Regions from separate parts of the Homo sapiens genome. Here region 1 is linked to region 2. The links are chromatin loops, found by intact Hi-C in ENCODE. Cell type or tissue: adrenal gland. All regions are shown on one strand. Links, peaks and the distances in the headings refer to the core of each region. The heading gives the core; the rest is flanking DNA. Region 1 overlaps PUM1 (pumilio RNA binding family member 1). Region 2 overlaps PUM1 (pumilio RNA binding family member 1).

What was found. Hi-C counts contacts between places; a loop is a spot of excess contacts. Peaks named below come from ENCODE experiments on the same cell type or tissue, not always from the same donor. Only the 100,000 strongest peaks of a DNase experiment are listed, where the experiment ranks them.
Region 1: a loop joins it to region 2, with 2.2 times the contacts of the local background. A loop is called at or near these places in 26 of 110 quality-filtered maps.

The regions. Positions count from the first base shown.
Region 1 is chr1:30,959,057-30,971,011 of GRCh38, forward strand. It overlaps PUM1 (pumilio RNA binding family member 1), which reads right to left. Exons shown (of 22, transcript NM_001020658.2): 11 at 9,298-9,436; 12 at 8,111-8,254; 13 at 6,926-7,222; 14 at 5,618-5,854. SNORD103C (small nucleolar RNA, C/D box 103C) reads right to left here and starts at 9,181; the gene lies at 9,107-9,181. In adrenal gland, for the core only: no CTCF peak of the experiment used is centred there; DNase peaks (open chromatin) are centred at 5,789, 7,030 and 7,920; H3K27ac peaks cover 1,715 bases.
Region 2 is chr1:31,049,399-31,061,353 of GRCh38, forward strand. It overlaps PUM1 (pumilio RNA binding family member 1), which reads right to left. Exons shown (of 22, transcript NM_001020658.2): 2 at 9,806-10,179. The coding sequence starts at 10,168. It also overlaps the pseudogene LOC107985097. Among named protein-coding and RNA genes, the nearest start is that of PUM1, 10 kb to the right of the region's middle. RefSeq lists an enhancer at 7,079-7,579. In adrenal gland, for the core only: no CTCF peak of the experiment used is centred there; no DNase peak of the experiment used is centred there; H3K27ac peaks cover 1,523 bases.

The DNA.
Region 1 (11,955 bases), core at 5,572-8,071, 89 kb before region 2:
TTATCAAAACTGACTCAAGAAGAAATAAAAATCTGAACCTATAAGACCTATAAGATGTAAAGAAATGGGTTAAGTAAAAATCTTACTACAAATAAATGCCCAGGCTAAGACTGGCTTACCTGGTCAAGTTTATCAAATGTTTAAAGAAATAATGCTAGTACTCCACAAACTCTTCCAGAAAACAGAGAGGGATGGTACACTTCGAATTTCATGCTATGAGGTCAGTATCACCCTGACACCAAGCCACAACACACACCTCACGAGAAAGAAAAACACACATCCTTCATTAATACAGATTCAAAAATCCTCAACAAAAATACAAACACACCAAATCGAACATGACCAAAGTAAGATGTATATCTGGAATGCAGTTGGATTAATATCTGAAAATCAATTAATGTAACATACCACATTCACAGAATACAAGATAAAAGCCACATGATGGTCAGTTAAGATGTATATCTGGAATGCAGGATTGGATTAATATCTGAAAATCAATTAATGTAACATACCACATTCACGGAATACAGGATAAAAGCCACATGATCGTCAATTAATGCAGAAAAAATGGCCGGGCGAGATGGCTCACACCTGTAATCCCAACACTTTGGGAGGCCAAGGCAGGCAGATCATGAGGTCAGGAGATCGAGACCATCCTGGCTGACACTGTGAAACCCCATCTCTACAAAAAATACAAAAAATTAGCCGGGCGTGGTGGTGGGCGCCTATAGTCCCAGCTACTTGGGAAGCTGAGGCAGGAGAATGGTGTGAACCCAGGGGGCAGAGGTTGCAGTGAGCCGAGATTGCACCATTGCACTCCACCCTGGGAGACAGACCAAGACTCCAGCTCAAAAAAAAAAAAAAGGGCATAAAAAACACTTGACAAAAACTAAAACCCATTTGCAACAAAAACTCTCAATAAACTTAGGCTAGAAGGAAACTTTCTCAACCTAATAAAGGGCATCTACTAAAAACCAACTGTGATTATGCTTAATGGTAAAAGACAAACACTTTACCTCCACCCCCTGCCAAGATCAGGAACAAGGGAAAGATGTGTGCTCTTATTTCTTCCATTTAACACAGTCCAGGTTGAGTACCCTTTATCCAAAGTACTTGGGACCAGAAGTGTTTCAGATTTCAAAGTCTTTCAGATTTTGGAATACGTGAATTATATCTACCAGCTGAGCATCCTAATATGAAAATCAAAAATTCTAAATGCTCCAATGAGCATTTCCTTTGAGCTTTGTTAACTTTCAACAAAGACTTTGTTGATGCTCAAAAATGTTTTGGGTTTTGCAGCATTTCAGATTTTTGACTTGGGATTCTCAATCTGTCCTGGAGGTTCTACACAGTGCAATCAGACAAGAAAAAGAAAAGTCATCCAGATTGGGAAATGGCTTTTATTCTTAAGATGATATGATCTTATATGTAGAAAATCCTACAGAATCCACCCAAAAACCATTAGAACTACTAATAAACAACTACAGCGAGGCCACAGTATATAAGATCAATATACAAAAACCAATTGTATTTCCATAAGCAAGCAATAGTCTATCAAAAGATAAAACCGGAACATAATTCTATTTGTAATAGCATCAAAAATATATCCAGTTAGGAATAAATTTAACAGAAGCAGTGCAAGACCTGCACACCAAAATTACAAAGGAAAATGGTGCTAGGACAACTAGAAATGCATGTGCAAAAAGATGAACCCTGACCTGACACCCAAAATTAACTCAAAATGGATCACAGACTTATATTTAAGAGATAAAACAATAAATTTTTTTAGAGCAAAACATGAGAAAATATTCCCCCAAGAGTTTGAGTTAGGCAAAGATTTCTTCGATACTATTCCAAAACCAAGATAAACTGGACCTCATCAAAATAAAAAACTAGTGCATTTTAAAAGACAACATTTTAAAAATGAAAAAAAAAAGGGACCAGCCTGGCCAACATGGTAAAACACCATCTCTACTAAAAATAAAAAATTAGCTGGGCATGGTGGCACGTGCCTGTAATCCCAGCTACTTGGGAGGCTGAGGCAGGAGAATCACTTGAACCGGGAGGCAGAAGTTGGAGTGGGCCGAGATCACGCCACTGCATTCCAACCAGGGCCACAGAGTGAAACTCTATCTCAAAAAAATAAATAAAATAAAATAAAGAAAAAAAGGAGCCAGGAATAGTAGCTCACATCTGTAATCCTAGTGCTTTGAGAGGCCAAGGCAAGAGGATCACTGGAGGCCCGGAGTTCGAGACCACCCTGACCAACATAGCAAGACTTAGTTTCTACAAAAAAAAAAAAAAAAAAATTATTTTAATTAGCTGGGTGTGGTGGTGTGTGCTTACAGTACCAGCTACTTGGGAAGCTGGGGTGGAAAGATCCTTTGAGCCCAGGAGTTTGAGGTTACAGTGAGCTATGATAGCACCACTGCATTCCAGTCTGGGCAACAGAGCAAGACCCTGTCCCAAACAATAAAAACGGGGGGGAATAGAACTCAAAAAGGTTTGTTTTTAGTCTGAACTTTAAACAATCAGTAATGAAAAACCATGCCACTCAATAAGTGATTTTTAAAAAAATAATAGGAAAAATTACTAAACAGGTCACTGATTTTGTTAAAAGATACTAACACATATCTGCCTCCTGGGACAAAGTGTAAAAAAGACAAGATGGGGAAAAGATCCACACGAGATATAGGCTGATGTGCGCATTCAAACACTAGTTTTGTGGTCGATATCATTAGCAATATTAATTAAGCCACGCTGAATTTTAAGGGGTGAAGGGTTCTTTTGAGTATTCAACACAATGAATATAAAATGCTTAGTATGGCTGCTCATCACTGCTGATGGCTGGTGGCAGCAGTGAAGTAGTATTAACAACAGAAGCTATATTAGGTGTGGGCCAGAAAGAAATGTTATGTTTCTTATACTAAAATGTCTTTAAGGCCTTTGTATGGAGATTGTTAGAAACCAAGTAGCACACCTCTACTTTCTCGAGGAAACAGACTGAGCTGAGGCAAAGCTGTACTGAGACAAAGAGTTCCTCAGGAATGGCATGTACGAAACATGCACTACACACAACAGAAGTCCAGTGCAAATGTACACTAAAAAACTGCTTGAACAAGGTGAATGTTTCCAAAGAGAAGTTATGTTAAACATAAAACTAGGCAGGCAACAAGTCATTTGACAAGAAATAACTCACACTAATAGTTATTTCCTTCTTCACAGGGAAAACAAAAATTAAGAGGTAGTATTACATTAAATTGCTGATGCTTTAGAAAGAGGAAAGGTATCATGCATGAAAGTAGTATTTCTGGCTCCATTTCCACGCACCAAGGAACCACAGCTTTTTATTTTATTTTATCTTATTTTGTTTTGAGACAGGGTCTTACTCTGTTGCTCAGGCTGGAGCGCAGTGGCACGATCTCAGCTCACTGCAGCCTGTCTCCCAGGTTCAAGCAATTCTCCCACCTCAGCCTCCCAAGCAGCTGGGACTACAGGCACACGCCACCATGCCTGGCTAATTTTTGTATTTTTTGGTAGAGGCGGGGCTTCACTATGTTGGCCAGACTGGTCTTGAACTCCTGACCTCAAGTGATCTGCCCACCTCGGCCTCCCAAAGTGCTGGGATTACAGATGTGAGCCATCATGCCTGGCCCATCTATTTTTATAAATAAGGTTTTATTAGAAGATAGCTACGTATTCACTCATTTACATTTTGTCTGTGGTTGCTTTCACACTTCAACAGCAGAGTTAAATATTCACTACAGACACCATCTGGCCTATAAAACCTAAAACATTTACTATCTGGCTCTTTATGAAAAAAAAACTTAGCAGGTTCAGTTTATTTAGTATGTAGTATGGGATGACATAGTTCACATGTTTTTAAACCAAGAAATTAAAAGATACATATTTCTGGATTTGGTAATGGACTGGTTCAAGATATCCTGAGTACATCATGTAACAGGATATACACTGAAACTGCATGCTTTGGAGTCGAAAAGGCTTGATTCTAAATCTGTTCAAATCTGAGATGACACAGGCTAGGCAAGATATTTAAGTCCTGAGACACGAAATAATACCTATACCTTCCAGTGTTGTATGTACAGGACCCAAAACCATTAACACCAGCAGGTAAATGCCAGGTCAGTGAACATTACTTCCTTCCTTCTAGCCACGTATCAAACTGGGAGTTTGACAGCTCTCTCCAGATTCTGCATTAACCCCCAGTGTTTAAAGCCAGGCATTGTGTCACTAGGAAACACTGTTGTGCAATGTACCCCATCCCCCTGTCTACCTATTATGGACCTACTAATCAGGAATGTCACAGTAACTTTTATAAAGTGATGTTCATATATAACCTGAGAAAATGAGTTCTACAACTAAAGTTCTTACTGTATAAAACTTCAGGATACGCACACACATGCCAATGTGTATATATAAACATAGTTTTGACTTGAAACTCGCCTCTTTCAAACTCAAAGCTATCACTCCTAGGTCTAGAATAATAAGTCTATTACCCTACCCACTTCAGACTTCTCTTGAATCTTATAAATCACTTTCTAGTCTGCCTATCCAAACGAAGGCATCCTGTTTGTTTTTAGTCAAGTTCTCACTTCTGAGTCCATGAAGCCACTTTTAATCTTGCTGGTTAAGAACAGAATCTTCTTGGTAAAGTGGCCACATGTGCTGATTTGCCCAGGACAGTCCTGATTTAGGCCTATCATCACCAAGTAATTATTCATAGCACCCCCTTCCACTCACAAAAGTGTTCTGGTTTGCATGATACATTATATGGTGACTCTACATCTAGCATTCAATTTTCCCCATCTAGCAAATAAATCAGTACTTTAAACTTAATACATAACTGCGGGAGAGGAGTATGCACCATGCTTGAGATAAGAAAACATCTCCCATGTCCTGAAAGATTTAGAGATTTGCCACCAAAAAAAAGGTAATATAATTTTCTTTTCATTCTTATAGCCTGCTGCTTGGGATCCTCTTTTTCTCTCCCTATTTTCTAGAATCTAGATGGTAATATTTTAAAATCCCATGCATAAAACAATCTAAATATTTAATAGGGAAATATACATCTCCTCATTAACATACTATATGGTTTGAGAGTTTATATTTACAAATATTTTAAAATATGGCAAAATTTTAAAAATAAAATGCTTTTTGTGAAAAAGCAAGATATTATATGTACATATAGCAGAGGGGAAATTTTGAAAGGAAATAAGGCAAAATATTAATTGTGGTGGTATTTCAGGTGGTGATACTAGGTGATTAAATTCTGTCTCTGTGTTTCCTAGCTTCACTGAAATGAACCTGTGTTTATATTGTTTACATTGAAATACTCTCACAGGTAGCCAAAGAATAAAATGTTCATACTAAAGCTAACTGAATATACAGGGAATGTACCCAAACTATAATAAAGCCAAAACTGCTATACTATCTATAGGTACAGCCTGAATAACATGAGGTATTTACGGAAGGCACAGAACACCCAGGACACTTCTAGTATAAAGGGACTGTCCTTTGCTTATGCAAAGTTCTTGTAATGTCATCGGTGGCAAGAGAGTTCTAGAGTTCAAGGTGGTGTTAGAGTAATGGTTCTTACCCAGGTTTAAGCTTGAAGAGGATCCATGTGAAGAGAGGGAAGGAGGTGGTGTCTGTGAATGTCCTGGTCCCTGACTAGGGAGAGGCATGCCCACGGGTCCAGGAGAGGAGGAAAAGCTAAGGCCGTTATAAAAACTGTGTCCAATGGGGGTCAAGCTGCTCGATGTCCTCTTATAAAGGTCACTGCTGCCAGTCAGGGAGTCACGGCGGGAGCCACTGCCAGTGTTGGAGTTTGCAACTAAAATGGAATTAAAACAATGCAGATAAGAACAGGCCTGTTCTTCGAAGAACAAGCCCAGTGACCTGTTCCTAACACTTTGATCCAGACTCCTTACCACCGCAAATTTGTCAGCAGAGACAGCCTAACTGTTAATGTAGCAGTACTAGGGGCAGATAAGTAATAAAGAGGACATGGCTCAGGTTAACATGACCATCAAACATATGCCAAATTTACCTTCCTATGGTGTCGTATATTATAGGATAAGGGAGGGTTAAAAAGCTCTGACGGCCACATGAACTATGGAAAAGGTGGAAGAAAATGGACTAGAAGAATGCCTTTCATCAATTGAAAAGGTTCAAGTAGAAAAATGGGATACAGAAAAAAGATTTGTAAATGGGGTACTGCCCCACTACACAAGACTTCTATATGAAAGCCTGTTTTCTCAGTGGGTTCAATCGAGAGTTAATGCTGCCCTCAATTCCAATTAAGATACTTTCTTTCACACATGCCCTTCTATTTAGGGATCACTTTTGTTTGTTTGTTTTTTATAATCTCTGCAATTATCCCATTATTCACCATACTACACTCCTGCTTTTTTCATCAAAACATTAAAAATATCTTGGTCTAATATCCTTCCTCCTAATTTTCCACATGTCTACCTTAAATTCTACTCAAAAGACTGAAGAAAACTTGTAACTCTTTAAGGCCTGCAGGCCAAGAACTCGGCTCAGTCTCAATTGTGGAGTATTTCAGCTCTGCTATCTTTAGTAAGTCCTCCTCCCTCAGTTTTTGATATCAATTTCTACAGTTCCCTCAATATTTTTCCCAAATACAGCAAAAATCTTCCCTAGATTTCAAATCCCTGAAAGAAACTGATTAAGTAAGTAGCCACATGAGCATGGATTGAAATAGGTCCCATCTGTATAACTTGATTTCAATAGTCTATCATCTCACAGATTATGTGGGATGGCTGGATTCCCACAAGGCTTGGTCCAGATCTGCCTGTGGTTCCATGCATTGCCAGTATTCCAGAAGGATTGTAAAAATAATTAAAATTCAGTCTTAAGAGCATATCAGTCTAATTTCTACCTGCTGTTCCAAACCCTCCAAGGGCGGATCCCAGGGTGGCGCCGAGAGAACTGCTACTTCCGAATCCCAAGGATGTGTTGGCAGGCTGGGCAGAGCCCTGGGAGAAGAGGGAGCTGCTCTGTGAATTGCTGTTCAGAGAGTTGTTGCCGTAGAAAGAACTGGATGCCAGGTTGTTATTGGGCTGCTGCTGGGGCTGGGGCTGAGGCTGCTGTGTTCCTAAAGGGCGAAATGGTCCATTTGTTGTTCCAGCAAGACCACCAGCTGCTCCATTTGCTGAAGCTGCGGCTGCTGCAACAGCTATGAAGAAGAAAGCAAACCGTTTGGCTATGAAAGGGACTGGCCACATTTCCAAACTACATTTTTATCTTTTTTCAAAAAATCTTTTAATGCTGCCTATCTTTTCAAAACAGACACAAACCATACAAATCTGTCTTTGATCCCTTCATATGAAGCTTCTATTTTCTGTTTCTACTTTCAATTTGAACTCAAAATACCACTAGAACAAGTTCACTATGCTGGTTGCTTTTAAGAGTATACAGATTAAAAGGGGTATAAACATCAAATGTATCCATTAAATACAACTACTTCCTAAAATCTTAAATTCCATAAATATCTATGTTGAGGGTTTCTTCTAGAACCATGTAATGCACATACACATCCTTCAAATTCCTATTTTAGCACACTGCTGTCTTCTAGATGTTCCTGTTATTGTTCTTAATTAAAAAATAAATAAATATAAACACTTAAAGTAAAAAACTATTACTCCTCCCAACCAAATGTATTATTTTGTCACTTCTCACTACTCTTTCCCACGTCCTCCACTCCTGCCCCTGTGGCAAAAAACAACCCCTCCTCTAAAATTATCTTAAAATAATGACTTGGATTTCTGCCAACAAAGCCATTTTGTGTGAGTAATGCAACTTCTATGTTCTCAGTGGAGCCAGACCTTCAGACCTTGCTTCTAACCAGCTGGCACATGCCACCCCTCCCCCAACCCACCAACCCCCCAACAAAAAGGAGAATCCACTAAGGTCACTTATTGCTTCTGATCTCTTTTTGAAACATTACAGGGTAGAACCGATATACTGAGAATTGCCAAAAGTTTATTTCAACATACTTTAAGAATCTCACTATCAGTCGCCACTTTTAGATCTCTGGCAGGAGTCCACTCAGATGTGCGCTCACCTGCTTGTGCAGCTGAGGAACTAATGATGACTGGGGCAGGAGCTACAAGTCGAACAGGAGCTCCAAGACCATTTCTCGCGCCTGCATTCACTACAAGGGCACCAGTTTGGTCATAGTAAGCAGCAGGAGCCAACACCGGATAACCTAGGAATATCAAGCCAACAAAGAAATGTATATGTTAAACAAACAAGTATCTCCTGGGCACCAACATATTGTCAATAATCACAAACTCAGCTTTGAGGTTGAATTGGCCAGATTTATATACTGGCTCCATCACTTAAATAGTTGAATAAACAGAGGCTACAAATGATTATAAAAATCATAGTACTTTCATACTACATAATAATTTAAGAACAAATATCCTGCAAAATAGCAGGAAAAACCTAGATAGGCTTTAAATAACATGATCTTTCAATATTATGTGAGATAGAATCTCCAAATCCCAGTTTAAGCCATATGAAAAACTGCAGGTGACTTCCTAAGAACACACAAAGGCTCAGTAACTAAAAAACAAATGAAACAGGTTAAAGTTATTTATTGAATTCATAAATGGCTCAGTTAAATTGGCTATGCTCTATGATCAGTAAAGGTCCATAAAAATACGCTGACATCTCTCAAAGACTTGTTTCACATGTAGAACATCAAAGTACATCTAATCCCATGCAAAGCACCAAACCAGCTGACAGTGAACCAAAAACAACATATATTCAAGATGTATCTATATAAACATGTATCTCAGAGGTAGACAGCTAAAAAGGACCCCTACTATTGGTTTAAGAGAAACCTTAAAAACGTAAGGGATGACCCTATCAAGGTATACCAGAAATTTCTCACTAATCATGCTGTTCAAAAACATCAACATAAAGACTAAGCCTTGTAAACTAGCTTGGCCACTCCATCTATCCCTGATTCTGAAACAGAAAACAGATAATCCACCAAGGAAAAACCACATATTCCAAGCTGCATGGACATTTAGATACCTCCAATATGACTTAAGACTGGCTCAGAACAATGCTCTCATCAGTGAACTATAGTCTAAGTGAGGGCAAGTGTGTATCATCCTTGCCAGTCCCCAAATCATGACAAGCCTAAGCAAGGTGAAAGCACTGCTCATTCCCCTCTGTAATCACCTCAAACGTGCAGCCTTTTTCCCTGCCAAAGTATTAGGAATAACAATGCAGCCGCACCTGGCATGCCTGCTGCCAGACCTTGTCCAAATGCAAGGGCAGAATTCACTGCTGCAGCTGCCACAAGGGGATCCGTTTGCTGTCCCTGCTGGTTCTGGTTTGGGGTCAAAGGACGTTGGCTGGCTCCTCCACGGAGAACCTGGGAAAGGAAGACAGAAATAACTCAACCACTTTCTTTTCATTGGAGAAGACCTACCCTATGCTCAGGTTGGGTCAACTTTTAAAACTTAATTGTAAATTGTTTCCCTATAATGGTTTTTATATGTCACAGCTGTTAGCGTATAAATTCAATTAATAACATTTCATAGAGTGGAATTTCATTCTACCATTCTTACTTTAAACACATTATCTCTATAAGCAGCAAAAAGCACACAAAAGTGATGATTCATTCATTCAAACATTTTATCTCATCTGCCTCATAAAGTTCTTGTGACAATTAAGTTAAAAGATGAATTTGGAATATCTGGCATCAGCAAGTGGTAGTGTTATCAAATATTTAATGCCTACCATGTGGCAAATGGGCAAGTGAGACAGAGCAATGAACAAGACCGACAAAGCCCCTGTCCTCATGGAGCTTTTATTTTAACGAATGAGACAGACAATAAACCATACTATATAATGTCAGTGCTCTGACAAAAAGTGGGTGAAGAAAAAAAAAGAGTGTAACAGGCCAGGCGTGGTGGCTCACGCCTGTAATCCTAGCACTTTGGGAGGCCGAGGCAGGTGGATTATCAGAGGTCAGGAGTTCGAGACCAGCCTGGCCAACATGGCAAAACCCCGTCTCTACTAAAACTACAAAAATTAGCCAGGCGTGGCAGCAGGTGCCTATAATCCCAGCTACGAGAGAGGATGAGGCAGGAGAATCACTTGAACCTGGGAGGCGGAGGTTGCAGTGAGCTGAGATCGAGACACTTCGCTCCAGCCTGGGAAAAAGAGCAAAACTCCATTTCAAAACACACACACAAAAAAAAAAAAAAAAAAAAGAAAAAAAAAGAGTATTAATGGGGGTTGGGAGGGGTTCCAGACAAGATGAACAGGGGTAATTTACCCACACATTTAAAGTCAACTGAGTCTCACATGCACACAAAAGATGGAATGAGAATATTTCCTCTTTAACACTAATATATTTATCAAGGTCCACATGGCCCCAAATGAGTTCACCAGATTCGATTTGGTAGGGCTCTCACCTGACTATTTCTATTTCCCTCTCAGAAATTCCACAAACATACGCATTAGTCAAGTTCAGTGCAGAATACCAGTTATGCCACTCTGATAAAGGATCTACTTTTTTTTTTTTGGTGGGCGGCGGGTGGCGCGGAGTGCAGGGAAGAGACAGGGCCATGCTCTGCTGCTCAGGCTGGAGTGTAGTGTGGCACAGTCTCAGCTCACTGTAACCCCTGCATCCCAGGCTGAAGAGATGCTCCCACCTCTCCTGAGTAGCTGGTACTACAGGTATGCACCACCACACCTGGCTAATTTTTCTATTTTTTGTAGAGACAGGGTCTCACCATGTTGTTCAGGCTAATCTCTAACTCCTGGGCACAAGCAATCCACCTGCCTTGGCCTGCCAAAGTGTTGGGATTACAAGTGTGAAGCCACTGAGCCCAGTCAAGGATCTACTTTTTATTAATGAAACACAGACATCAAAATGCTAGCAATCATTATTATTCTGAATGATGTGAAGAATCTATCTCACAAGATCTACACACTCCAGCAAGCAAAAATGCAAAACCCACAAACCAAGGCTAAAATTACTACAGTTCCTAACAATGTGTTTTGTCATATTGTCAAGTGTACAGTTCTTATCAGATCACTTTCAATTTCACTGTGTTATTTATAAAAGTTAGACATATGGTCAAGAAAATGGGTACAAATTATTCTTGGTACCAGTGGTAAAAAAAAAATGTAAAAAGAGAAGCAACACTAATAACCAATTAAATATTTGTTAAGTGAGTATAAGGTGACCAACACTGTCCACACTGGCAAGAAGGGATGTGTGGACACTTAATTTGCCCAATCTTTTACTTCTATATCAGTAATAAGTAAGAATTAACAAATGATCTTGCAGATTTGCTGGAAATATCTCAAATAATGTGTTTAAGCCACACTGCCTGATACCCAGGAGATCATCAATAACCAATAGCAAATCACTATTATCAAGATATTATATAATTTGTTTCTGACCTAAAGAACCTAACCAACTTTGTAAGAGAAAGTGTGTTTCAAACTACGTAGATAGAAGAGTCGGGGGGCTGTACAGGTGAGTTTTACCAAATACTTAGAATTTACATACCCAATAACTCAAAAGAGATCTCACTCTAGGATAAGTAAATAGCAAGCATTTTTGCCAAATACTTAGAATTTACATACCCAATAACTCAGAAGAGATCTCACTCTAGGATAAGTAAATAGCAAGCACAGAAATATGGCAAATGCTAATAGTTCAAAATTGCTGAAGATTTTAAAAAACAATGAAAGCATTGCTTTCACAGAATATAAAGAAGTAGGTTTATGTTTGATTAGGTGTTCTGTGAAAGGGCAGGTGTGGTAGAGTGGACAAGGTACCTAAAGAGGTAGTCTAAGACTATTGATGAGTCTTGTAATAAGGAAGGAAAACAGTGTTAGCTTTTTGTCCACTCTCTAGAAATCTGTCCAGTA
Region 2 (11,955 bases), core at 4,309-6,808:
CCAGCTACTCAGGAAGTTAAGGCACAAGAAGTGCTTGAACCCAGGAGGCAGAGGTTGCAGTGAGCCAAGATCGCGCCATTGCACTCCAGCCTGGGCAACAGAGCAAGATTCCGTCTCAAAAAAAAAAAAAAATTAGCCAGGCATGGTAGTGGACACGTATAATCCCAACTGCTTGGGAGGCTGAAGCAGGAGAACTGCTTGAACCCAGGAGGAAGAGGTTGCAGTGATCTGAGATCCTGCCACTTCTCTCCAGCCTAGGTGAAAGGATGAAACTCCATCTCAAAAAAATAAAATTAAATTTAAAAAACCTTCTAAAATTAAACAAGGTAAAGATACATCATAAATATCTCTACAAGTTGCCATTTCAGAGGCATATATAATCAAGTACCATTCAGCATTAGAGAAGAGCATCTGACTGAACTTCCTTTTTTTTTTTTTTTTTTTTTTTTGAGACAGAGTCTTGCTCTGTCGCCCAAGCTGGAGTGCAGTGGTGCAATCTCAGCTCACTGCAATCTCCGCCTCCCAGGTTCAAGTGATTCTCCTGCCTCAGCCTCCCAAGTAGCTGGGACCACAGGCACCCGCCAACACACCTGGCTAATTTTTGTATTTTTTAGTAGAGACGGGGTTTCACCATGTTGGCCAGGCTGGTCTCAAACTCCTGACCTCAGGTGATCCGCCCACCTCAGCCTCCCAAAGTGCTGGGATTACAGGCGTGAGCCAATTGCAACCAGCCGAACTTCTTTTGTTTACACTGGAACAAGGTAATTCTTAAAGTTATAATCAGGCTAGGTTAAAATTATAGTCAGGCCAGGTACGTGGCTCACACTTTTAATCTCAGTACTTTGGGAGGCCAAGGTGCGAGGACTGCTTGAGACCAGGAGTTTAAAACCAGCCTGGACAACATTGTGAAACCCTGTCTCTACTAAAAATACAAAAATTAGCCAGGCATGGTGGTACACCCCTGTAATCCCAGCTACTCAGGAGGCTGAGGCACCAGATTGCTTGTACAAAGGAGGCAGAGGTTTCAGTGAGCCTAGATAGTGCCAGTGGGTGACAAAGTGAGACTCTGTCTCAAAAAAAAGAAAAAGTTATAGTTGAAGAAGGCCTGCTGATGATTCCTTTGACCAAGCACATAATGTTAAGCCTTGTGAATTCTGAGCATAATGAAAAGGCTCTAAGAGTACATGTGTAAGAGAAACAAAATATGAAAGATGGATTATTCAGCTTTAACATGTTAACCAAATGCTACTAGCACAAATGCTAAGGCAATCTACCCAGGTAGACAAGATTCATTGTCTAAGAGAGTCCATCAGCAGGTACAACAGAAAGACATTTCTAGGGAATGTCAAGACTCCCCAGTTTGGGAAATACTTGGGCTCCCTCCCAGTTTAACATAGTAGTCCCTGTTAATTACAAGGTATAAAAATTAACTGGAGCTCTTTCCTTTTGTCTCACTGCACTCCTGAGAGCAAGATGGGTCACCAGCAGCTCTACTGGAGCCACTCGCAAAAATTCAGCCAGGGTTCTCTCTCTTGTTGCGTATGCTCAGACCAGCAAGATCTGATCCAAATTACGGCCTCAATATGCCCCACCAGTGTTTCTGTCAGTAAGCGAAGAAAATGGGTTTCATTAAATTGGGCTGCATTAAGTTGGACGAAGTGATCTTCCTTGAATGGATTATCCAAGGCATCCACCCCAATGAAAGAAACCATGATAGCTCTTTTTTAATACATAATAAAAATAAAATTTTTAAAACCCTTCAAAAAAAAAAAGACTAACAGCACTGAAGAGTAAGACTGGTTGACATGTCAGGGGTGGGTATCAGAATATCATTGTTAAGATGGCCACACCAAGTGAAAGAAAAAGAAGGTACAAGTGGAGTCAAAATATATTCATCCACTGAATTTTTTTTTTTTTTTTTTGAGACGGCATTTCGCTCTTGTTGCCCAGAGTGGAGTGCAATGGCACAATCTCGGCTCACCGCAAACTCTGCCTCCCAGGTTCAAGCAATTCTCCTGCCTCAGCCACCCAAGTAGCTGGGATTACAGGCGTGCGCCACCACGCCCCACTAATTTTGTATTTTTTGTAGAGATGGGGTTTCTCCATGTTGGTCAGGCTGGTCTCCAACTCCTGACCTCAGGTGATCCGCCTGCCTTGGCCTCCCAAAGTGCTGGGATTATAGGTATGAGCCACTGCACCTGGCCTCACCCACTGATTTTTTTTTTTTGCCTGGTTCTCTGGAATTATCTCCTATAGGCTGTCAATCTATGATGGATACTGATATATCCTAGTGCTAAAAGAGTGCAAGCAAAGTGGGTAAGCTCTGTGGAACTGTCCTCCAAATTTCCCTTCCCCCAGGGCAAAGCTTCTACCTCTGTCCCTCATAATCCAGTACAGAGGCTACAGTTCAACCAATCGACTTTAATTTTTTTGCCCTATTTCATCAACCAGTTTATCTATCCCACAGCAGTTTACAGAGAAAACAGATTTCACAATACAAGAATAAAACACTCTCAAGTCAAAGACTTGACCTTAGGCTTTTAGTAATGAAATTTTCAATGTTATTCAGGAAAGAAAAAAATCTAAAGGTATAAAAATTACTGTCAAAATAAGTAACTTTTTTTTTTCTTTGGAGACGGAGTCTTGCTCTGTCGCCCAGGCTGGAGGGCAGTGGTGCGATCTTGGCTCACTGCAAGCTCCACCTCCCGGGTTCATGCCATTCTCCTGCCTCAGACTCCCGAGTAGCTGGGACTACAGGCGCCCACCACCACACCCGGCTAATTTTTCATATTTTTAGTAGAGACAGGGTTTCACCGTGTTAGCCAGGATGGTCTCGATCTCCTGATCTCGTGATCCGCCTGCCTCGGCCTCCCAAAGTGCTGGGATTACAGACATGAGCCACCGTGCCCAGCCCAAAATGAGTAACATTTTCAAATACATAACTCATTTGGGTGGGAAGATGTGTCTAGTGTTTCCTAGTATTTGTTTTTTAAATTTCCTTTTTTTCATTTTTTTTTTCTTTTCAAAGAGACAGGATCTCACTGTCACACAGGCTGGAGTGCCTGAACTCCCTGGGCTCAAGTGATCCTCCCTTGAGTAGGACTACAGGCATATGCCACCATGCCCAGCTAATTTTTTTCCTTTTTATTGTAGATACAGTGTCTCACTATATTGCCCAGGCTGGTCTCAAACTCCTGGCCTCAAGCAACCCTCCTGACCCAGCCTCCTGAGTATCTGGGATTAGAGGCAGGAGCCAATGTACCCAGCTTTATTTTCTAGTATTTTGCTCCATATCCATTATCTTTTTTTTTTTTTTTTGAGACAGAGCCTTGCTCTGTCGCCCAGGCTGGAGTGCAGTTGTGCGATCTCAGCTCACTGCAACCTCTGCCCTGCTTCCCGGGTTAGAGCAATTCTCATGCCTCAGCCTCTCGAGCAGCTGGAATTACAGTAACGCGCCACGACGCCCGGCTGATTTTTGTATTTTTAGTAGACACGGGGTTTCATCATGTTGCCCAGGTTAGTCTCGAACTCCTGGCCTCAACTGATCCGCCCACCTCGGCCTCCAAAAGTGCTGGGATTACAGGCATAAGCCACCACGCCTGGCCCAATATCCATCATCTTTTTTTTTTTTTGAGACAGAGTCTCCCTCTGTCACCCAGGCTGGAATGCAGTGGCGGGATCTCGGCTCACTGCAACCTCTGCCCCCGATTCAAGCGATTTTCCTGCCTCTCCTGAGTAGCTGGGATTACAGGCACGTGCCACCACACCTGGCTAATTTTTGTATTTTTAGTAGAGACAGGGTTTCACCATGTTGGCTGGTCTCAAACGCCTGACCTCGTGATCCACCTGCCTCAGCCTCCCAAAGTGCTGGGAGTACAGGCGTGAGCCACCACGCCCAGTCCACATTATCTTAATTGTATACTATGGGTATAATTTTACAGGCAAAAAAAAAAAAAAAATTTTTTTCATGAGACTTCTTTCCCTCACTTCCCTCCGAAGACCTCAGTTTGGCCCAAAAATGAGGGCTCTCTGCCGGGCGCAGTGGCTCACGCCTGTAATCCCAGCACTTTGGGAGGCCTTTTTTTTTTTTTGAGACAGGGTCTCAACTCTGTCACCCAAAATGGAGTGCAGTGGCACAATCTCGGCTCACTGCAACCTACGTCTCCTGGGCTCAAGTGATCCTCCTACCTCAGCCCTCCAAGTAGCTGGGACCACAGGCACAGCGCCACCATGCCTGGCTAATTTCTGTATATTTTGTAGAGACATGATCTCACCATGTTGTCCAGGCTGCTCTCGAACTCCTGGGGGCTCAAACTATCCACCCTCCTCAGCCTCCCAAAGTGCTGCGATTACAGGTGTGAGCCACTGCGTCCAGCCAAAAAATGAAAAACTTTTTAATGTAAGTATACAAGTGGCCCAGGAACGGTGGCTCATGCCTATAATCCCAGCACTTTGGGAGGCCGAGGCAGGTGGATCACCTGAGGTTAGGAGTTCGAGACTAGCCTGGCCAACATGGTGAAACCTTGTTTCTACTAAAAATACAAAATTAGCCGGGCGTGGTGGTGCACACTTGTAGTCCCAGCTACTGGGGAGACTGAGGCAGGAGAATCACTTGAACCCAGGAGGCGGAGGTTGCAGTGAGCTGAGATCGCGTCACTGCACTCCAGCCTGGACTACAGAGCAAGACTTTATTTCAAAAAAAAAAAAAAAAAAAAAAAAAAAGGAGTTTGAGACCAGCCTGAGCATGGCAAAACTCCACCTCTACAAAAAATACAAAGATGAGCTAGGTGTTGTGACGTGTGCCTGTGGTCCCAGGATAGGGAGGCTAAGGCAGAAGAATCGCTTGAGCCGAGGAGGCAGAGGTTGCAGTGAGCCTAGATGGTGCCCATTGCACTCCAGCCTCGGCAACAGGAGTGAAACCCTGTCTCAATAAATAAAAAGAAAAAAGTGTAAAAGCAATTGCTCTTAAATGGGAGTAATTACGAGAGAAATAAAGTACCTGGCATGACAAAGAGTTCCCCTCCCTCCAATGCTACTGGCATCACAGCCTGTGATATTCTTTACTTCGCTAGTTCACTAGTGAAAGCATCCTGCCAATTCGATCTCAAACTTTGTTCCATTATGCCAAAGGGCCACTAAAAAAAAAAAAAAAAAAAAAAAGGCCCAGTGGTAGGGTAGAATGAGCTGGCAATAGGATCACTTTATATTGAGTCATTCTGTCTCTACAGAGATAATTTTCCATCCACATTACCACTTAGAACACATATGTAATAAAAAACAGAACTGAAGAAAAATGGACTTTACCATTACTGCTTTTGGGAGTTGGGGGCAAGTACTCCTGCAATTATAGGAGAATGGTCAACATTTGTATTCATCTCATTATTAAGTTTACAGTCTCTAAATTTCAAGCAAAATTATGGCAAAACAATTCTTTGGCCCTGTAATGTGCCACTTGGTTGCACAGTTTTGTCTGGTTTATCTTGCCTAGGGAAGCAGAAACAGATCTAGAACGTGGACACTGGAATCAAAGACTGATTTCAAAAACCAGGTATTACCTGGTAACAAAGCCTCAGTTTCTCACTTTTCAAAAAAGGGTATTTATCTCCTTCATAGGATTGCTGTAAGGATTATATATAGGAAATACAATAGCCCAATGCCTAGAACATATAAATATTTCCGTTATCATCAGTGGTTCTCAACCTCTTTTTCACTCTGACCCACATGACAGATCAGGCACCCTCTTACACCTCCTATCCGTAACAGTGGCTAATAAGGGCAGAGATTCTCCACCTAGAGATGTGCCCCTTTGCTCTTCAATTATGCTACCCTTAGCACAGCTGCCTATCAAGTGGCCTCTACCTGTTGCCATGTGTTTCCCAGCAGGATGACTGAGCTGTAAGACCCACTCCTTTACCTGAGCGCAAAACTGAAGAACCTCTCGTCTTCCCTCATTCAATCAACACGAAAGTTTCATAATACCTCCTGGAAAAGGGGCATGAAAAACACAAGTCTCTGATCTAGAATAGTTCAGTCCAGAAGGTGAGAACAACACTAAAACCAGTACAATACACTATAATGACTACAGAAAAGTAACCTGTGGGTGGTCCACAACTGCAATATACCAACTACCCTGAGTTCCCCAACGTTGTTCATTATTTCATGCGTCCAGCCCAAAGAATTGTGTTGTAATGATGAATGCCAATTCCAAGGTCACTGGTTTAGGCCACCTGAGTGGGAAACAGGTTTTGCCATTTACTATTATTAACTCAAGTTTGCTAACTGACCTGGATAAAACTGCTCAGTAAGTCAGATGTGATTCCTTATGATAGGGCTCAGTGTAAGACAGAGGCCTGAGTAAGCCTTCAATAAACGCTTCTTAACTTGCACAGCAATAATCAGATCTTAGAGCTCTGCCAAGGACTGACCTAGAGTTTGATTTGCTCACCTAGCAAAGAACCTGCCAGGCACCTTGACTCTCCTTTCAGCTTCCACCCATCAGTCTATCATTAGGAAACACAACAAAAGATCTTATAGATCTTTATTACAGATTTTAAAAAACCAATGTTTATGATTTTTGAATAACATTTAGCCAAATAGTACAGAGATTACAGGGTTTGTTTTTGCCCCACTACACAGATGCCACCCAAATCAAATACCTCCTACCTTGATTTCCTGCTACAGGTAGAGCTGCCTACAGTATACACCCAGATATTCTGCTTCTACCTCAAACTCAACAGGTGTCCTATCAAATGTAATCACTGTGTCCCAAACCAGAGGCACTCTGTACTTTTCCTCCATTACTTCATCTTTCCAGGATATAAGATTTCTAATTCAATCACCAAATTCTGTGCATATCTTCATCCCAAAGAAAGAGAAAATCTTTCTTTTTTCTTTTTTTGGAGACAGAGTTTCGCTCTTGTCACTCAGGCTGGAGTGCAATGGTGTGATCTCTGCTCACTGCAACCTCCACCTCCCGGGTTCAAGCGATTCTCCTGCCTCAGCCTCCCGAGGAGCTGGGATTACAGGTGTGCACCACCATGCCAGGCTAATTTTTTTGTATTATTAGTAGAGACGGGGTTTCACCATGTTGGCCAGGCTGGTCTTGAACTCCTGACCTCAGGTGATCCACCTGCCTTGACCTCCCAAAGTGTTGAGATTGCAGGGGTGAGCCTTCTTTCAGCCTTACAGCTGAAAACCTTCCTTTTCTTTTCTTTTTTTTTTTTTTTTTTTTTTTTTTTTTTTTTTTGAGACAGGGTCCCACTCTGTTGCCCAGGCTGAAGTGCAGTGGCATGATCTCTGTTCACTGCAACTTCTGCCACCCACGCTCAAGCAATCCTTCCACCTCAGGCTCCCAAGCAGCTGGAAACACAGGCATGTGCCCCCACGCCCAGCTAATTTTTTACTTTATTTTTTGAGATGGAGTTTCACCCATTGCCTAGGCTGGAGTGCAATGGCAAGATCTCAGCTCACTGCAAACTCCCTGTCCCAGGTTCAAGTGACTCTCCTGCCTCAGCCTTCCAAGTAGCTGGGATTACAAGCATGCGCCACCACGCCTGGCTAATTTCTGCATTTTTAGTAGAGACAGGGTTTCACCATGTTGGTCAGGCTGGTCTCAAACTCCTTACCTCAGGTGATCCACCCACCTCGGCCTCCCAAAGTGCTGGGATTACAGGCATGAGCCACTGCACCCAGCCTGTCTTTGTTTCGACTATAGTAAAGAACTGGTCAGATGCAGTAGCTCACACTTGCAATCCCAGCACTCTGGGAGTCCAAGGCAGGTGGATCACTGTGAGCCTGGGCTCAAAGTAGAGCCTGGCCAACATGGCAAAACCCCGTCTCTACAAAAAATACAAAAGTAGCCGGGTGTAGTGTTGCAAACCTGTAGTCCCAGCTACTCAGGAGACTGAGGTGGGAGGATCGCTTGAACCAGGGAGACCGTGGTTGCAGTGAGCCAATATCATCATATCACCACACTCCAGCCTGGATGACAGAGCCAGACCTTGTCTCAAAAAAAAAAAAAAAAAGAAAAAGAAAAAAAAAAAAGGGCTGGGCATGGTGGCTCACACCCGTAATCCCAGCACTTTGGGAGGCTGAGGCAGGTGGATCACATGAGGTCAGGAGTTCAAGACCAGCCCGGCCAACATGGTGAAACCCTCTCTCTGCTAAAAATACAAAAATTAGCCAGGTATGGAGGTGGGTGCCTGTAATCCCAGCTACTCGGGAAGGTAAGGCAGGAGAATTGCTTAAACCTGGGAGGGGGAGGTTGCAGTGAGCCGAGATTGTGCCACTGCACTCCAGCCTGGGCGACAGAGCGAGACTCCATCTCAAAAAAAAAAAAAAAAAAAAAAACAACTATGGTTCACTTTTGGGGGGATCAGAGGAAGTATAATAAAATCAGACTTGCAGGTATGTTTGTACCTGATTTTTTCTGAAGTAAAACAGAAGCACTAGAAGCCTAATGAAAAATGTCAGTTCTCGCTAATCAGTACTGACGGGTGACACAAAATGAACCTTTCCAAATTCAACCTATACCCAATTTCAAAGAATACCCTGATCAAAACAGTCTAATCTTTTGGTTGGTCATTATCAAGAAATCAGGAAACATGGATAAGGCTAACCTCTCTTCTCAGTAAAATATGCTATGATTCCCACTATGGTTTTAGATTAATAAGACTGAACATGTTAAAATTAAAAATTAAACAATAACAAGAGGACAAAGGTGGTTAAAACCTAAAAGCCACAACCACTTCTCTCTGACACAATATATCAGTCCCATTTCAAATAAATTTCACTTGAGCAGCTGATGTTATCAACTTCCCCCTACTTTCAACTACAACATCTTAAAATCAAGTCACCCACACCCAAGAGAAAAGATTCAAAAATATGTATCTATCCTATAAACAACCCTAGCAGTTCTTATGTCAACAGTAAAAAAAAGAATCCTTTGTTCCAAAAAAAGTGTTCTTAAAAATGCGTTGTAGGCCGGGCGCAGTGGCTCACGCCTGTAATCCCAGCACTTTGGGAGGCCGAGATGGGTGGATCACGAGGTCAGGAGATAGAGACCATCCTGGCTAACACAGTGAAACCCCGTCTCTACCAAAAAAAATACAAAAAATTAGCCAGGCATGGTGCGGGCACCTGTAGTCCCAGCTACTCGGGAGGCTGAGGCAGGAGAATGGCATGAACCTGGGAGGCGGAGCTTGCAGTGAGCAGAGATCGCGCCAGTGCACTCCAGCCTGGGCAAAAGAGTGAGACTCCGTCTTAAAAAAAAAAAAAAATGCATTCTATAGGCCGGGCGTGGGTGGCTCACAACTGTAATCCCAGCACTTTGGGAGGCCGAAGCGGGCAGATCACTTGAGGTCAGGAGTTCGAGGCCAGCCTGGACAACATGGTGAAACCCTGTTTCTACTGAAAATACATAATCAGCCAGGCGTGGTGGTGCACACCTGTAGTCCCAGCTACTCAGGAGGCTGAGGCAGGAGAACTGCTTGAACCTGGGAGGCAGCAGCTGCAGTGAGCCGAGATCAAGCCGAGATCAGGCGACTACACTCCAGCCTGGGTGACAGAGCAAGACTCTGTCTCAAATGAATGAATGAATGAATGAATTGGCTATTTACTATTTAGCACCAGAATGATAAATGACCCAGTAACAGTATTACAATGATCAACCTTTATAACAAGTAACTGTTTGTACCAAATGAAATCAGCAATTTAAGTTTTTAAAGACATTCATTGAAAGCAGATATCCTAAGTGGACAGTGATTATAAAGGAATGTCAAAGCTAAAATAGTGAACTTTTTTTTACCTGATGTTCTGCATGAATGTTATCCCCAGTAGGCCATCGATGTTTGCTATTATTATAGCCGCCTCCTCCACTTCCTCCTCCCCCAAGCTGCTCACCATGCTGCCTCTGAAAGAAGTAGTCCACCATAGCGTCGTCCTGGGAACGGCCTGCAACTCCTATAGATCCTGGGACAGGGCTGGAGTGAGTCCCAGCTGCAAGAGCCTGATTTGCAGCTGGTTGTGGCTGCGCTTGCGACCCTGTTCCAGATGTCAAAACAACAGGCATGTTGGGATTAGCTGGTTCTTGAGGGTGATGTTTCAGGTGGGGGCTGAAAGAGTCCTGCCAAAGCACTGCTTTTCTCTTCAAGACACATGCAACGCTCATTCCACCAACACCTAAGGACAAACAGGTTACAAATATTTAATATTTCCATCTTTTGAAACATAAAACACACTAAGATAAAAACATGAACCCCATGTCTTTTACAATAAATAAATGTCGTTGGTGGCATGCACTCTGGCAAGGTATTGGGATCAGAACTCAATACTACCACTTCAGAGAAGTTTATGTTGTTAACCAACACATAGCAATACAGAATTAGACTTCTATCAGTCTACCCAACTTACTTATACCTCAAACCAACTGACAGTTTTTAAATGAACAAAAGCTTTTTTTTTTTTGAGACAAGAGTTTTGCCCCTGTTGCCCAGGCTAGGGTGCAATGACGCGATCTCGGCTCACTACAGCCTCCGCCTCCTAGACTCAAGCGACTCTCCTGCCTCAGCCTCCTGAGTAGCTGGTACTACAGGCGCCCACCACCACGGGTGGCTAATTTTTTGTATTTTTAGTAAAGACGGGGTTTCACCATGTTGGCCAGGCTGGTCTCGAACTCCCGACCTCAGGTGATCTACCCACCTCGGCCTCCGGAAGTGCTGGGATTACAGGCGTGAGCCACCGCGCCCAGCCCCAAAAGCCTTTTTAAAACTATCACAACTTCGGCCGGGTGTGGTGGCTCATGCCTGTAATCCCAGCACTTTGGGAGGCCAAAGTGGGTGGATCACCTGACGTCAGGAGTTCAAGACCAGCCTGGCCAACATGGTGAAACCCCATCTCTACTAAAAATATAAAAATTAGCCAGGTATGGTGCTGGGCACCTGTAATCCCAGCTACTCGGGAGGCTGAGGCAGGAGAATGGCTTGAATCCAGAAGGCAAAGGTTGCAGTGAGCCGAGATCATGCCACTGTACTCCAACCTGGGTGACAGAGCGAGACTCTCTCTCAAAAAATCAATCAATCAATCAATCACAACTTTACAGCTGGAGCAGACATATGCTAATAACTAAACAAAAGCCTAAACCCATATATAAGTAGCAATGGCTCAGATTGTGTAATTTGAAAGGATCCCTTAAAGTGTCCAACATATTGGCCAGGCGAGGTGGCTCACGCCTATAATCCCAACACTTCGGAGGCCAAGGCAGGTGTATCACTTGAGGTCAGGAGTTCGAGACCAGCCTGGCCAACATTATGAAACCCCATCTCTACTGGAAATACAAAAATTAACTGGGTGTGGTGGTACACACTTTTAATCCCAACTACTTGGGAAGCTGAGGCAGGAGAATCGTTTGAACCCGGGAGGCAGAGGTTGCAGTGAGCCAAGATCGCACCACTGCACTCCAGCCTGGGCGACAAATCGAGACTCTGTTTCAGTAAAAAAAAAAAAAATAATAAATAAATAAATAAATAAAACCTCCAATATATTGATAGGATATTTCTTAAAGAAACAATAAAACCCTCTGACCAAGAACAGCAGCAGAATGCTTTTAGCCTAAGCCCTCTCCTCAGTTGTCACTGATTTTTAAAAGCATTAATATTTTTACCAGTAACTTACAACTATTAACTGTAATCACATTATGCCATTAGTACTTCAACTACTATAAACAGGATGAGACCAAACCAAATTTAAACACTTCATATTAGTGTAGAAAGCCTCACTACAGGCTGGGCACAGTGGCTCACTCCTGTCATCCCAGCACCTTCGGAGACTTAGGCAGGGAGAATCGCTTGAGCCAGGAGCTGAAGACCAGCCTAGGCAACACAGTGAGACCCCCATCTCTATTATTTTATTAAAAAATAAGGCTCTAAGAAGGCCAATGGAGGTTGGGCACGGTGGCTC